Regions from separate parts of the Homo sapiens genome. Here region 1 is linked to region 2. The links are chromatin loops, found by intact Hi-C in ENCODE. Cell type or tissue: heart right ventricle. All regions are shown on one strand. Each heading gives the region's core, and the rest is flanking DNA. Links, peaks and the distances in the headings are about the cores only. Region 1 overlaps LINC00299 (long intergenic non-protein coding RNA 299). Region 2 overlaps LINC00299 (long intergenic non-protein coding RNA 299).

Region 1 (8,341 bases), core at 160-8,159, 120 kb after region 2:
CATCTGCACATGACGTTGTCTTTCTAAAAATCTATGTGTCTCAGGAGACAGACATTCATCTTTCTTTCTTTAGACCCCGCCATGGGCCACACAGACATTGGGTTGGGTGGCCCACTCATAGGATAAAGCAATTTAAGAGAAACAATGATATATTGTGTTTATAGGGTAAGGCACAATAATGCAGAGATGGCACACAGCACGGGCATACACACATGTACACACAAACATGCACTTACATGCACACACATACATACACACACACATATACACACATGCACATACACATACACCCTCACACACATACATGCACACACACACACAAACCTACTGCTTGATTGACAGAGTGGTTATTGGCTCTGAGGTCAGAAATGTTGGTATGTATTTGTCCTAATCAACCAATTTGCAGAAATCCCAGATTTTCTGACCAAACAAGGCAGTAAGATCAGGTTTCACCAAATTTTTACTGGATTCCACTTATTAAGATCCAGAATGGATCTTTGATGTTTCCACAAAGAATCAGGGTTAAGATGTTAGCCTTCTCTGCCCATGTTCTGGCATTTTCCAGCCACATAGGAGCCAGTATGCTCCACTGATGTGACCACGATGTTGGAGAATATTGAACACATTACCGAGCTCCATCGCCATGAGTGAATGTATGGCATGCATTTGGGCGGCCCTAATGGAACACAATTGGAGTCCTCCACTCTCGCCAAGGCAGGCTCCACCCATCCCTGTGGCCTGGTTCTAAATTGCATTCCTGAACCTATAATCATCTTGCGCTTGTCAGGACATATGGCGGCTGTCCTTGACTTCCATTTGGGATTTCTCAAAGGTCACCATTGTGAGGAGCCATCAGGAATGTGGTTCCTCTCTCTAGCCATACTTCTCCCAAGCCCTGGGGTTTGAGCCGCATGCCCTCAGCCCCCTTTATGTCCTGCCTTAGCAAAGTCCTTTTTCTTCTTTTGAGTTCAACAAAGTGGAAATTCAAATTCTTCTCTCTCCACTTTTCAATTGCCAATTCCCAAGCCAACTCTTACCTCATTTAAATAACAGAGTCCTTGGAACCTCTATTTACTCCTCAGTCAGCCTTCAGTGCCTCCTTCCTCAAGCAGTGTCTCAATTGCAGGGTGGCACGCTTTGGCCCTAAACTCCTCTCCCAAGTCCAACCCTCTTCCTGGGAGGTGAACACAAGCTGTACAAACTTCAAATAATAAATGATTATATTTGGTAGGGATCCTATTGACAATCTAAACAACTCTTCCCTTTTTACCCTTGGTGAAACTGGGTTCAGGGGAGATGAGATAATCAGTTCAATGCTGCAGGCATCTGGTCACTCAACTGGGAAGAGGATAAAAGTGTCTTGGCACCCCATGCTCTCCTTCTCATGCCCTATTTTTGGGTTCCAGTTGCATTTAGAACACTCATTAATGCTTTTTTTTATTTTCAAATCTTGCTGGCCTACATGCATATATTCCTGCCTTGCTTTGTTCCAAAAATTTTTTGATGCAGCTTGTGAGACTATAATGCAATAAAATAGCAATATGTAGATGGATGTTTTAAGTCAATATGTGAGAAAATATAGATAAAATGGTATGATAAAACCAGAGGGAAAGTTAGTTATAGGAATTTATTCCATAAGGTGTTACTTGCTTAGTGAAGTTGAATTGAAAATTAAAGCATGGGCTCCCTGGCAACCAAAGCAAAAAGGGAAAGCCTACAGTTGAAGATTCACACTGTCCATAAAAGAAATATCAATTACTCAGAAGTAAGCTTTTCCTGGCCACATTTTGTCTTATTTCTGGCTCTTTTTCTTTTGTCTGATGACATACATGTCATATCTGTCATTCAACAAAAGGTACATTTATTTTCCTTCCATTCACTCCATCCAGGCTGCTGAACCATTCCCTGGCATTATTCCAAACTGAGGCCACTCTCCATGGAACAATGGCTGGCAGCTCCTCTTTGGTAACACAGCCTCCTGAGCTTTCCTTGTTGTTCTCTCTCCTTGTTTCTGCCCAAGGTTGTGTTCTTTCCTCAGAGACTGGCCAAGGGCGAACTGAGGGATGGCAGCTGCCATGTGACATGTTTGCTGTGGTGCATTTACATTTGCCTTGATGCCTGAACAGCTGGACGCACAGGCAAGAAACTCCCATCGCTTGTGTCCATGTGCCGTTCCCTGCTCCCTGGCAGATGCAGAGGAAGACAAGGCAGGGAATCAAGGTCTCCTGTCATATCCACCTCCTGCCACCATCACTGTCTGCAGACAAGACAGCAGGAAAGCCCTGTCTCCCTGTCCGTCACCAGGAGCCAAGAAAAAACACTCCAGGTGCAAGTGGCAGCTCAGGAGACTTGAGGCAGGGTGCATCCTGTCCCCTGCAGAAACCAGCTGTTTCTTCACAGTTTTTATATAACATCTGTTTTTATTATCTTTCTATCTCTTTGCCTGTTTGTCATCCATCCATCCATTCATCCATCCCTTGCCAGTTTCCATAAATTACTTGAAGTGACATAGAATTTCAGATAACACAAAAGGATAGAGTAAGGCGGTCAGGGCCAAGCCTACTTGCCTGGAACCAGGGGCCTAGTGGGTAGGATAACAGAGCCTTTGAGTGCCATTACCCTCTAATGATGAGAAGCTACTGTTCTTTCTCTAACGACTTCAACTTTGAACTTCCTTTTCTCTTGGGTATCTTGTAGATTGACAAGCCGTTTCTTAGGACTATCCAGGTTCCTATTAGCATGCTCAGCCAGCACATGCCAGATGATTGTCCAATAATAGTACAACATTTGTGTAATGCTTTACAACAATCACTAATTGATTCTCAGGAGGAGAGGATTCCTACTGCGCTTAGGGATTTTGGTGTTCTGTTTTGTTTTCAGACTTCTACTGAAGTCACTCAAGAAGAGCTAGAGGACTTCAAAGGTCAAACATCGCAGGTCACAGCTCTGCCCTTTTCTCAGACCTTCTCATAGCTTGATCAAGGATGGAGTGGGTGGGAGTAATGTTTGAGAAAGACAGTTGAAGGGGGTGGAGGGAGAGACTATAGTACCGGGGAAAGAACACAGAGCTGGAGGTAGGCTTAGACCTGAATCCTTGCTCAGCAACTGGCTTGCTCAGCAACTGGCTTGCTGGGTGATCACAGGTAGGCCTCTTTGCCTCTCTGCGCCTCTGTTTCACCAGCTGAGAAGGATGGCATTGAATTAAGTGAATCTCAGACGTTTCTTTAAGGCAAGCATTGGGAGTCTGTGCACTTGCTAACAAAAGCTTTTCCTGAAGAAACAGCGCATGGTGCCCAGCTTGCAAATCTCAGGACTCTGCTTCATGTCAGGTTCTCAGTTCCTCTCTGCCTCACACTCCTTTATAGCCCATTACAAAAGCTGAAAGGACAAAAATGAAGATAATGAAACACAATGCAAAGAGTGAATCAGTCACTAAATCCCTCACTCCATACACAGAAAATTATCACCAGCTGTTGCCCAATTAAATGCAACAATCCAGTAGTGCTCAAGCAGTTCACAGGAGATTTCAGTGCATGCTGTGTGCCCAGCCGAACCACTTCCACGAAAACCTGGAGGATTTCAACATAAAGGCACATTTTTCTATAAACTACATTTGTGTTTTCACTAGAAGCATTCCAACACAAAGACTTGGTGAACAGCAGTGGACTCTGTTAGCAAACTTTGCTCTGGATTTTTGTACACATTCTGCCTTTCGCATCATGTAGAAGGGAGTCTGAAAGGAGAGCTTCTCATTACAAGTGCAGGAAAGACTATCTTAAACTCTTAGTAATGCCCTGTAAGATGAGCAGATAAATGCAACGTCATCAGTAGGTGCACTCTTGCATTTAACAACTCATCATCCATTTATTGTGCATCCTCCAGGTGGCAGGCAGTTTGCTAAGTTTCAGAGGATAAAGACCAATAAGACAGAGTTTCTGCTATGAGGAAACTCAAAGTTCAGTGTAATTGACAGGTGTGAAAATTATAAGACAACGGTACAACGTTATAAGGGTGGTATTAGGATCTGGGATCAAAACAGCAAGCATTAAGATGCTCAGAGGAGTCAGAGGAAGCTTCTAGAAGGAGCTGTGTTAGAGCTGGGACAAAGGCATGGCTAGCTCCTAAATTTAATATAACCCATTTTTTCCCTATAATGTAGGGGTTGTTTAAGAAATGGTTTTCTGTTGGCATGGATGTGGTGAAAAGGGAACACTTTTACACTGCTGGTGGGATTGTAAACTAGTACAAACACTATGAAAAGCAGTGTGGAGATTACTTAAAGAACTAAAAGTAGGTCTACTGTTTGATCCAGCAATCCCATTACTTTCTACCCAGAAGAAAAGAAGTCATTATACAAAAAAGACACATGCATGTTTACAGCAGCACAAATCACAATTGCAAAAATATAAAACCATCCCAAATGCCCATCAATCAATGAGTGGATAAAAAAGTTGTGATATATATATATATCATATATAAATATATATGATATATTATATATATTTATAATCTATAAATGATATATGATTTATATGATATATATGATATATGATATATATGATCTATACTTATAAGTGAGGGCTAAGCTATATTTTATATCATATATGTTTATATGTATATATAATGTATAATGTATATTATATAGAGAGATATTTTTATATATATCATATATGATATAGATTACATACATATATATTTATATTACATATATATCATATATGATATATTACATATATTATATATAAGGTATATATCATATATGATATATATATATGCATGTGTGTGTGTGTGTGTGTGTGTACACATCATGGAACACTACTCAGCCATACAAAGGAATGAAATAATGCCATTTGCAGCAACCTGGATGGAATTGGAGGCCATTATTCTGAGTGAAGTAACTCAGGAAAGGAAAACAAAACATTATATGTTCTCACTTATAAGTGGGAGCTAACCTATGATATTTTTCTTTTTAAACATATGTATTTAGAAAAAGATCCCACAAATTCTAAAATGTATTTTTTAACATTTCATTTAAAAATATTTTCTAATTTCCGTTATGAGTTATGATTTCTCCATAGGCTCACGGATTATTTATAAATGGAATTCTTAATTTCTAAACATATATGTATTTTATAATTATCTTTTCTTTGTTCATTTTGACTTCTATCATAATTGCATTGCCATCAGAGGGCACACTCACTATAAATTCACTCTTTTAAAAACTGGTCATTATTTGTTTATGATCCAGTATATAGTTAATTTTTGTTACTGTCTTTGGTGTGCTTTAAAAGTCCCTGTATTCTGTAGTTTGGGAGATAACATTCTATGTACTTATAAGTCAAGTTTATTAATCAAGTTCTTTAAATCTCTATATTCCACTTTGTTTGTTTGTTGTTGTTGTTGTTTTGGTCTGCTTGAATCAATCAGTAATGAGAGAGTTGTGCCAAAAGTTTTAATATGATGGTGAATTTTTCTATTTTTCCTTGTAGTGGTAGCAATTTTTGTCTTACGTATTTTGTGACTATATTATTGACTGCATATAAATTTAGAATAGCTTTTTATCTTCTGGGTGACTTTAATGTTCCATTGTTGTGATTTGATCCTCTTTATGAGTGAGTTTTGCTCAAAATGTATTATATCTAATATACTAGGTTTCTTTTGGTTGATGGTTGCATGGTCTGTGCTTTTCTTTCTTTTTACTTTTGACAGTTCTATACATTTTGTTTAAGATATGATTTATATGTATAGATTATATTTGGATTTTGTTTTTTTCACTCTGTGGCATTTTTTAGCTTTCTGCTGGGTCATTTAGTTCATTTATATTAAATGAAATTACAGATATATTTATATTATTTTGTGCTTTCTATCTATCTATGCTTCTTTTCCCCTTCTTTCTTGCATTCATTTAGTGGCTACCCTAAGAATTGTAACACTACTACTTAATTGATCTATATTAACAAGTGCTTTTCTCCTCCTCTTGAACAATACAGTACCACATAAACTAACTCCATCTCTTTGCCTGCTGACTCACTGGCTGCCCATCTCTCTTGCCCTCGGGAATGTCAGGTTCAGCATCTCCACAGCTAACTGTGGGCCAGGGTCCCTGGATACCACCCTGCCAATCATTACAATCATTGCACCCACCTTCCTTTTAATGATCAAGCATTGCCACCTGGCTTTTGATTTTGGGGAATCCTATTGTGTTATGGATATCAGGGGACACAGTTCTGTATCAGCATTCCTACTGTCGGTCTTGACTTGTAGAAAGCAGCCGCACTGAGTTTTCCCGTGAAACTGATGCTCTATTCAACAGGACATTCCTTCTTGCTTTGGAAAACAGCCTCCATGCTCTCTTGTGATGCTTAATTGGCTGGTATTCCACTCCTCCCTGTTAAAATCAAGTGGTCTTCTATAACACATTAGTGCCAGCAACCCCATTTCTCTGAGACTTTTGATTTCTTTTTTCATGTCTGAGATGTTCTGAGATTTCTGCCTCACTTAGTATAGGCTGGTGCTTTCTCCTGGCTTCCCAGTGCCTCCACAGTGTGTTAGCATCCTCCCCCATGGCCCTAGCCTGCATGCTCAACCCTTGATCACAGGAGATTTTGCCCTTGTCCTCCTATGTCTCACCTTGACCTTGATCCCAGGCCTTCAGGCTCCACTCTCCCAGCTCCTGCTGATACATGTTGGTAAGGGCTTGCAGCTCTTTTGGGGAACAGTCCTTCTCCTTTTCAGCAGGCCCAACATGTTCCCAGCCATATTGTGCTGAGACGTAAGTGTTGACCTGGTAGCTAGGAGAGCTGGTGGGATAGGTCTTAAGTAGGGGTGAGGGATAGGGAGGAAGTGGTTCTGGCTCTCATTCTCTTGTAAGGCAGTGGTCACCAGATCTTAGCAGAGAGGAGTGGGTTACTTCTGCTCACCCATAGGTTTGGACAGATGAAGGGGCGTGAAATTTTCAGAAGCACTGATGTCTGTGCTCCAGCCCCAAATCTCAGCACCCAACTTCCCAAATAGGGATCTAATCTTGGCGTGGTAGTAACTTTGCTGAAGTGGAGATTCTACTTCCACTGGAGCTCTGCCACACTGACAATGAACTTCTGGACCTAAATCTCAAATTTTCTGCCCCAAAGTATCAATAACATTCAGCAATGGTCATTGGAGTTTCACGTCCTCAGAATTATCCTATCCCTTGAATTTCTCAAATGTGTGGGGCCTCGCGCCCTGTGCATGCCCTGCTGAGTGTCCCTTCCTAGTTCGTGACTGTGAAACGGACAATTGCAGTGCAGCATGCTGGGGCTCTTCATGCTTCTGTCCCTGGCTCCTAGTGACGGGGTCTTCACTGCCTGTCGGCCGAAAGGCTGCCCAGTTCCAGAATTCCATTTTAGAGTCAAATTCCTGAGACCAGGCCTGGCACCTGCTGCTCTAAGTCAGGTTCCTCAGGCAGCAGATACAGATAGAAATCTGAGTCAGGGAGTTGATGGCAGCGTGCCTCTATGGAGGAGTGAAATGAGGACAATTGAACAAATGAAAGAGTTTAAGTGAAATGTAGTTAATGCAAAAGCCTCACAGATCCCACAGGGAGTTCTGAACTCAGTGTTGTTCTATCTGGAGGCCAGGAGGCCAGACCTTTCCGCTCTTTGCACAGGATGGAGGCTGTCCCTGTGGAAAGGGAAAGGGTCTCCTGCAGAGGCAGCTGTGTTGCATTGCAGGCAATTGGGATAATTCCTGGAGAATAAGTTAGCCCTGAGCTGTCAGTGTTGGTGGAGCTCCTCTGGGGAGGACAATGGAGCGACTGCCCGAAACGTAGTGCTTGTCACTGGCTTTCTTAGTTTGAGGGGCTTGGGCTGCTTGAGGGCAGGTTCAGAAGAGTTATTATGGACTAATTTGTTTTTAAACTGGTAACGACATTTGATCTGCATGGACCAGGAGGTTCCACATTCCAGAGATTCTGCTAGAGAGATGTACACCAAACAGGTTGAGACTTTAAATAAGAAAGAGTCTCTCTGTTCTCCCTCATATACTCATTATTCTTGTGAATGATCAGGATGAAAAAAGCGGGCATTGAATTTCCATTGAAGAGAAACCAAGCTCATATCCAAGAATATCATCCAAGTATATTCTTACAGGGAATGTGAAAAATCAGAGAAGCTCCCCAAAGAAATTCTGAGTCTTGAGTTCTGAAAAATGCGGCCAGGGCGGTGGAGGGTGGGCAAATGTGCCAAGCTGTTCTTCTGTGTCTCAAGGGCGGTGATTTCATGAAACGTTGTTTCAGGTTTGCTTATTTATAAATCAGCAAGATTGTGGAAGGCAGAAAAGATGACTAACATGACACTGTGGACTG
Region 2 (8,341 bases), core at 103-8,102:
GTTATGACTAGTTTTCCAGAAATTAACAGAATTAGACACAGAATTAACCCCAAAATATCAAAAAGATAACTATAAGCAACACCTCTAAAATTAAACCCTTTTAAAATAGTACTCAGCCAAGGGACTCTTTGTAACCATTCATAATCCTTTGTCCAGGCTCTAGCACACAATAAATGCATACTAAACATCTGTGGAATGAATAAAAAATGCATAACGATGTAAAAAAGAAATTTAGAAACACATCAACTTAATGTCTTTAACTATGTGTGAACATGCACAGATAATTAAGAAACTGATTACATTTACAGGTTTAGGAAATAATCACTTAGGATAATATTTCATTACAAATTCATTAGAATTAGACTTTTCAGGTTGGCTATGTTGTCTAATTTACCCTCACAACAGAGTAGATACTTCTATGGGCATAAAGTATGTTATACTTTATGTCATACATAAAGTTTTGCAGAAACTAGTGCTCAGAGACATTGAGTGACTGCCATGAATGATTACTGGAATAAAATACGTTGGGCAAATGAATAAGCAACCCACCCGACGTGGCCCAGTCAGTGCAAGCTCGGACAGACAAAGCTGGGGTTTTTTTGGTTCCCACTTAGCACCCTGATTTAAGAGAACTCCTAAGTTAAGCTAAAAAGGGATGTGTTGCTGATGACTCCATCATAACCTGCTTCTCTGGGTTTTGGTTACAGAATCACTAATTGAAAGATATCGCAAAACTTTAACCTCTTTATCCTCATTCTATAGACCATTCCTCCACAAGTGCATATCACTATTCCTCATGCCAGTGTGGAGTTTCGGAAGGTAAGGCTAAGTCACGTCTCCCGCCTCTGCTTCTGTCTCCCTTGTGCTTACCTCCTGTAGTTCCCTGGATTAAGAGCCTGCCTTTCTGTCTCTGTCTCCTTCACCCTATTATAAGCTTCTCAGAGTTGGAGTCTGGGTCACACTCAACTTACTATGCAACCTTCCTGCACAGTGCTTTGTGTATAATAGGTGCTCAAAAATGGCTTACTGTAGAATCAGTGTGACCATTTCACTGGCTTTATCAGTCACATATAAAAGAGATTCTAATTAAATATCTTTTGATGACAGTAATAACAACAAATAATACTACCAGCAATTCTCAGGTTATTGTCACTCCTTCAAACAAGAGAGTGTGTCACAGAAGCCTTTCCTTTGGAAATTGCAAAGACTTGCTTCATCTGTGTCAAAATATTTCAGACCCAAGTATGGCTCCATCACTGGGGATAGGATGATGACAACCTATGGAAGGAAGAAATGAGATTAATACTTCACATCCCAGTTGGCTGGTGTTCCTAACTTGGTTCAGAGAGCCTTCTCCTTTACTCACTGTTTTGGACTATGTACCTCTAAAAACTCTAAAAGGCTAAATCCTACTTTCTGAGTTGGTGTTTATTGAGTCACATGTGATGAGCTGAATATCATGAATGCACGTGAAGGTGGTTACATGAGTTATTGCTTAACACAGCTTTGTAGAAGAACAAAGAGATCATCTTCCATGTAGAGAATCATCCTGCACTGGCAGAGAGCTGTGCTGGATGACCTAATGAGCCTTTTCCATCTCTAATTTCTATGATTCTATGAAAATCATCACCCACTATAAGAAACAGATGTGGGCTGGGTAGACAATGGCTGTGAGGATCCATCTTTCTCCATCAGCCTCTTTCAGAGGCATAGGTTGCCACCTCTCCTCCCCCCCAGCTCTGTGGCAGCTGATGGGATATTTATAGTCCTCTTCCTCAGCCTTCCAATTATAATTATCAATATCTCCACTGATAAAAAAAAAGCCATCATCAGAGTTGTGCACAGTATGTGATAAGCCAAGTTTGAGTTGAACATGAGAATAGTTTCTTTCAATTATGGACAAAAGAGAGGTGCATTTGGTGGCGAGGCTGCCATCTAAACTGTGTTAACGTGGCCATGGGAGAGATCTTTTGCCTCCCTGAAAGCACCTTCCTGGACAAATAGCGAGGTGGAGATGTCGTTATGAGCAGCTATCACTCGAATAGACAATGCTGTCTGTACTGTACAGAGTTAGAGAGTTGCTTTAAATATAATAAATAAAAGTGAAATCTTACACAAGGCAGCACAGCTTAGTAATTGCTGTTTTGGAGCGCACGTCTCTGCAGTTATTTAGCTCAGCATTTCATCTCCAGCTGCAGCACAATTTTTGCCAAATATAGATAAATGAAGTTAAAGTTATTGGCAACCACTAGTTCTGTGTCCCTGTTTTGAGTTTATAGATTTCATAGGAATGGCATTACTTTATTTCTGCAGCAGACAATTGTTCTTCTGAAGTGAGAACTTTTTCCATGGTACAGTCTGCCTGGTGTTTCGACTGAAGTTGGAATTTTTATCAAGAGCTATAAGAACAACAGGAGGGAGATTTCAGTTTGAACTACAGATCAGTTGAAACCTGGAGGTGCAGGGAAGACAGATCCTCAACCCACCCAACATATTTTAAAAGTTTCCAAGCCTTCACAGGGTTTTAATAAGGTATCAGCAAGCGCTTCCTTTGATCCTAGACAGCCTCTCCCCAGCGAAGATTCCATGCCGATATCTGTGGCTGCCCTGACTCACCTACAGAAGCAAGTGGCCCTGTCATCTGAAAGCAGGGTTTGGCTCTAGACTTTTATTTCTGGTGAACTTTGAGTCTGTACAATTTCCTGTTAAAATGACTATCATAGATTTATAGAGTTTAGAGTTAAAAACAACTGCAAGAACTGGAGTTCAACTTTTCACAGCCTACAGCTCACTTCTAAGGTTAATGGTCTCCTGACCTCTTTTTGATCCCTCTTGGGTGAACATAAAGCTTAGCTCTTCAAGAGGCAGATGATGCTATTATCTGTTCTCACTGTTGAAGAGAAGCATGGATCAGGTATTTCTGGTTGACATTAGTTGACAGCCACGATGCCTTTCCCGGGGAATTCTCTTCTTCATCCTTAGCACACTGAGCCCCTAATTATCTTGTTGTGGCTTCATTTCTAGACTCTCTGTTACCCTGCTGGCTTTGTTGCTTTGGGAAAAATACTTTCTAGAACTTACACAGTTGTAAAATGGAAGGAGAAGAAAACACATTTTGGAGGGACATCATTATGTGAGTCAAAGTCAAATTCATTGACACACACATGAAATCTTAATGTCTTTGCCATTAACTAACTTGGAGATACTACTTGGTTAAATTCTTAAAGTTGAGTTTTCTATCACTGTTTATCTCATTTATGTTTATAACAGAGTCATTCCCGTATTTCTTTGCTTGGTGACCCTTCCGTGCATGGTATTAGAGCAAAGTCATTAAATTATTCTTTTTCCTTCTCTTCTTTCCCCTTCCTCCCTCTTTCTGATCTTTTTCATGCTCTAGTTTTCTTTTTCCATGAATGGCTTAAGCCCATTTAAAAGTGGAATATAATTCAGCAATGATAAAATAATTTAAATATTCTAAAAGGCATCTTTTTCAATTTACATAATTTTGGTGATCATGTCTATTGGAAATCCCTTTAGGAAATACCTTTTCAGTCTCATGTCTTTCTACCAAATCTCAAGACTTATTAGGACCTGTCTTTCCTGATTCCTTGTCTTAGAGTTGGGTGTAACCTCCATTGTAGCCTGTGGCAGCTCAATCATGACCTTCCCTACACTGTATGATAGATATCTTTTGATAGATATGATACTTTTCTACATAGCTCCTCCTCACTCCCAAACTGGCTAATAATCACTTTAATTTATTTTCACATTCTAAGTCCTTGTAGGCTAGGAATGGATGCATAGAGAGTCCTCAATATATACCTATAGGCTCAATTAGAATCAATGAATGTGATAAGAACAAAAAAGATGGCCATGGCCTTGACCCGAGAGCCAGTTGAGGTCAACCTTGAGGGTTGGGATTCCTCTCAAAAGCCGTGATTTTCTAGGGCCATTTAAGCCCACCACTAGTGATAGCTTTCTTCCCTCTCTCCCTCCCTCCATCTCTTTCTCTTTCTTCTTTCTCTGTCTTTCAAAAAATTAAGGCAAAATTCACATAACTTAAAATTAGTCATTAACCATTTTAAAATGTGCATTAACCATTTTAAAACATATAATTCAGTGGCATCTAATGCATTCACAATGTTATGCAACCACCAGCTGTCTCTAGTTCCAAGAGATTTTCATCACCCCAAAAGGAAACCGTGTACCCACTAAGTAGCCACTCTCCATTTCCTCCTCTCCCCAGACCCTAGCAACCACCATTATACTATATTAGCTTTTGCATCTTAACATCAAAAGTGTTGGAAACAATTCCTTTGAGCCCTTTTATTTTATTTTATTTGCAAAATGTATGAAACACATTTTGTGCCAGGCACTGTTCTAAGCTCTTGATATAGATGAAGTATTTAACAGCAACACTATACGAGTGTTACTATTTTTATTCCTACTTTACAGATGAAGGGACTGAGGCAGAAAGGAGTGAAGAAATTTTCTCCCAGCCCACAGCTAGTCAATGGCTGAGCCAGCTCGCACACTCACTGCAGCCTGGCTGGAATCTGCTTGTACACACTTGGCTACATTCTCCTCTGCTGTGCTCTGGCCAGGCCTGTGGGCTTCAGGCCCCTGCTCACTGCTCTCCTCCCCTCTCTGCCCTCAGCCTAGCGACACTACCACAAAGTTACCTTATTTTTTCATTTACCGTATAAGGCTGTTTATTTTTCACTTTCTTCTGGTTTTGTTCAAGGGCTTCACGGGGCACTGGGCAATAGAAGGAAGATCCCGTATGAACATCTGTGTTGTAATTTTCCATGACTATCTCAGAATGACCAAAACATGACTACTATTTTCTGGATCAAAAAGTCATGTAGGCTTGATACTGACCTCTTTGGACAAACATGGCTTAGGTAAGAGTCCAAACTCTTTTTTTTGGAAATTGAGCAAGACTGGAAATTTTTTCAGGGAGAAACAACCAAAGTTCATAACCAAATAGCAATGTGTTTGCCTAACCTTGGAGAAACTTTTTTATTTTAAGTTATAAAATTTGACGTTATTGAAAACCTTCCCCCAATGCAAAAGACAATAGAAAGCACGAGAGGACCCAAGGTTGAGAATGTGAAGACTTTGTGTGTGTGCGTGTGTGTGTGTGTGAATGTGAAGACATTGTGTGTGTGCGTGTATGTGTGTGTGAATGTGAAGATATTGTGTGTGTGTGTGTGTGTGTGTGTGTTGCTGTCAAAAGACAAAATCGTGACAGATTTAGTTTAAAGATCTGGATTGGCTCTTATTTGTGATTCTAGAATTGGATACCATCTCATTCTATAAAGTAGAGTGAGTGTTCTGATGAGCTGAGCTGGGGAGGTTGGTTTTATAGACAGGAAAGGGCTGAAGAAGTCAGGCATAGCCAATCAAAAGCAGAGATGTTCTTTGCAGGGTTGAAACAGGGGGACTTCCTCACCCCGCCAGCTGAAACTGGCCTGTTTGCGGATTTGGCTATTATCTTTCTCTCTCTCCTGATTTCTCAGGAGGTCAGATCAACTGCTTAGTTTCAGCTTGGTGGCATGGAACTTGACTAGCAGTATCTCCATTTTGGTTTATTCTGTTGGGCCTAGTGCAGGATCTTAGTCCAAACCAATGGCTTCTTATAAATTCTATTTAACGATATATACAAATACATATATTGAATATATTTTAATTGTACTATAAATGCTTTTCTTAAGTACATAGACATAGGTGTTTTCAAATTTCACCATCATAGGAGTTATTATTTTTATCCATTCTCCAACATTAATCATTTTTATTCTCATAAAACAATATTAGCTTTTCAAACAAGGTATGGAACCTTTAAAAATCACCACGGTTGTGGGTGGGGTTTGGATTTCTTCCTGAGTTTGCTTCTGAAGTGAGTGGTGAGCATTTGGGCGGAGTCCCCTCACCTGTGGGGGTGGGTGCTGGAGTGTGGCTCCTGATGCAGGCCCCTGGAATGGCGAAGGCCATAGTTGTAAGGTGCGCCCATATTACTGGAGTAAACCTAAGTGTCAGGTGCTGTCCTAGGTGCCTCGCAGGTTTCATCTCCTTAAATTCTCCCAACAAATCCATGAAGTCAGTACTATCATCATCCCTTCTTATGCAGCAGGAAACAGAGGCACATTGCACACTCAGCGGTTTCTGCGTGGGGTCTGGATTCATCACCAGCACTAGGAGCTTCGGTGTGTGCTCTTCCTCTTTACTGATCAGCTTCCTTCTCTTTAGATAAACAAAGCCCAAGGAGCTGACTGTGCAATGTGGTCTCCTGCTGGAGTGGTCTGCTGGCTTCTCTGTTTAGTCTCTGTGGAGAGACAGAGAGGGGTCTCATGAACGCTGGTCTGCCAGGAGTCTCTCCAGCCTGTGCGGCTTCTGTGCTTGTGGAGGGTAGATGTCAGGGGACTGGGCTGCAGAATGACCTGAGACTTCCATTCACCCTGTCAAGCCACAGACTTCTGAATGCTGCCAGCTTTCACCTTACAGAGAAAAGGAAAGGTGAAGTCATATTTTATGATTGTAGATTTTTCTTTTCTATGTGGAAGTAGAGTTCTACACTGTATCTCAAAGAAATATAGCCATATATTTTTAGCTAAGGCATGTATTACTTTAGAAAATAATTCAGTACCCAAATTTAAATACTTTTTGCATGGAAGTGTATGGCTTGGTCCCTTTAGCTGTGAGGACTCACATTGATCATGCAGATTCTTAGCACGTCTCTGTGCCTTCTTCAGGCCTGCTAGCAGGTTTCATGCCCAAGTCAAGGCTCTTACATAAGGAAATAAACCTGAAGAAATGTCAACGAGAAACAGCATTCAGTTGAAGAGCTCAGGAATTCAGGTGCCTTTCGCCTCTTACCAATAGAAGAGAAAAGTAGCCCAGTCAAATGGAAAGCACTTGTCATGGGCACGAGATACGTAGGAGGCATTCAACAGATGCCACTAACTGCCTCCTGTCTGCTAACAGGAGGGTCTGAATCAGGCAGGGTCAAGATAACAAATAGATTTAGCTTGGTGTGATGAGTCGGATCACTTGGTAGTGGGTGTATGGAGGGCTTCGATGAAAAGGGTCCTTAGGCTGAGACCTCACTCAGTGGGAAGGTGTGCAGGGATGGATTAGGACGTCTGCCATGGGTAAGCTGGGGCTGAGAGGGGCGTGCACAGTGCTTATTGAACTAGCAACACAGAACAGTAAAATTATGTATTCGAAACTAAGTCCTACTAAAAGTGCTCTTTCAACATTTTACAAACGTTAAACCATGAATTCTACCCACCCTAGGAGATACTTCTTATTAGGTTCATTTGCCAGATGAGAATTAAACAGCTTAAGTAACTGGTCCAAGGTTACATGGCAGTAACTGGGGGAGCCCAGATTTGACCTCATGTCTGTCTCATTTCAAAGTCTTCTTCTTTCTACCACTTTCTGCTGGCTGCAATCAGGAGGCAGCCCTCATGTTTTCTGAGAAGTCAAGTGCATATGACTGATGGTCTTCTTGTCCAGTGTGTCAGTGAAGGACATGGCATTTCCAGATCAGTAGAAGCTCACCTGCATATGGACATAGAGAAAATCACCAGTAGAAATACGGGTTGAGGAGCAATCAGTAGATCAACGGGGCATCCAGCCTTTCCTCTAATATTCCAGATGGACTGTCATCTTCAAAGTGACAAATTGGAAGGATATTCAGCTAATGGAAACATGGAGAACACCTTACATTTACTTATCCACATCCAGATGTTTAGGCTCATTTTTTTTGTTTCTTTTTGAGACAGGATCTCACTCTGTTGCCCAGGCTGCAGTGCAGTAGTACAATCATAGCTCATGACCGTCTTGAACTCCTGGCTCAAGTGATCTTCCTGCCTCAGTCTCCCAAGTAGCTGGGACTATGGGCTGCAGCACCATGCTTGGCTAATTTTAAAAAAAAAGTTGTAGAGATGGGGTCTTGCTATTTTGTCCAGGCTGGTCTTGGACTCCTGGCCTCAAGCAATCCTCCTGCCTTGGTCTCACAATGTGCTGAGATTATAAGCCAAAGCCACCGTGCCTGGCTTCACTTGTTTTAATAAATCCTGAATTATCTGGGTTGTTGGCTCGTGATTTATTACTTTGCTAATCGTGTTTTAGCATGGCCTAGTGGTAAAAGAAAAATTTTAGAGTCCCTCTCTCCTAGTTCTTTCCTCCCATTTTGTATTAACTGAAAAATAAAGGTCTAGTTTTGGCCATGGCTAGTCTCTGAACTGCCCAACTCTGCACTAAATGTGGCTGATGGTGGTGGATCCAGCTTTGTTCATGAAGATCAACAAGTCACATCTGGATTCACATCTTTACC

Evidence for each region. A loop is a pair of places that touch in the nucleus more often than their neighbours do. Peaks named below come from ENCODE experiments on the same cell type or tissue, not always from the same donor. Only the 100,000 strongest peaks of a DNase experiment are listed, where the experiment ranks them.
Region 1: a loop joins it to region 2, with 2.0 times the contacts of the local background. A loop is called at or near these places in 3 of 110 quality-filtered maps.

Annotation. Positions count from the first base shown.
Region 1 is chr2:8,011,533-8,019,873 of GRCh38, reverse strand. All of the region lies in intron 8 of LINC00299 (long intergenic non-protein coding RNA 299), which reads left to right. Among named protein-coding and RNA genes, the nearest start is that of LINC00298, 39 kb to the right of the region's middle. In heart right ventricle, for the core only: no CTCF peak of the experiment used is centred there; no DNase peak of the experiment used is centred there.
Region 2 is chr2:8,135,843-8,144,183 of GRCh38, reverse strand. All of the region lies in intron 7 of LINC00299 (long intergenic non-protein coding RNA 299), which reads left to right. Among named protein-coding and RNA genes, the nearest start is that of LINC00298, 160 kb to the right of the region's middle. In heart right ventricle, for the core only: no CTCF peak of the experiment used is centred there; a DNase peak (open chromatin) is centred at 4,640; H3K27ac peaks cover 1,589 bases.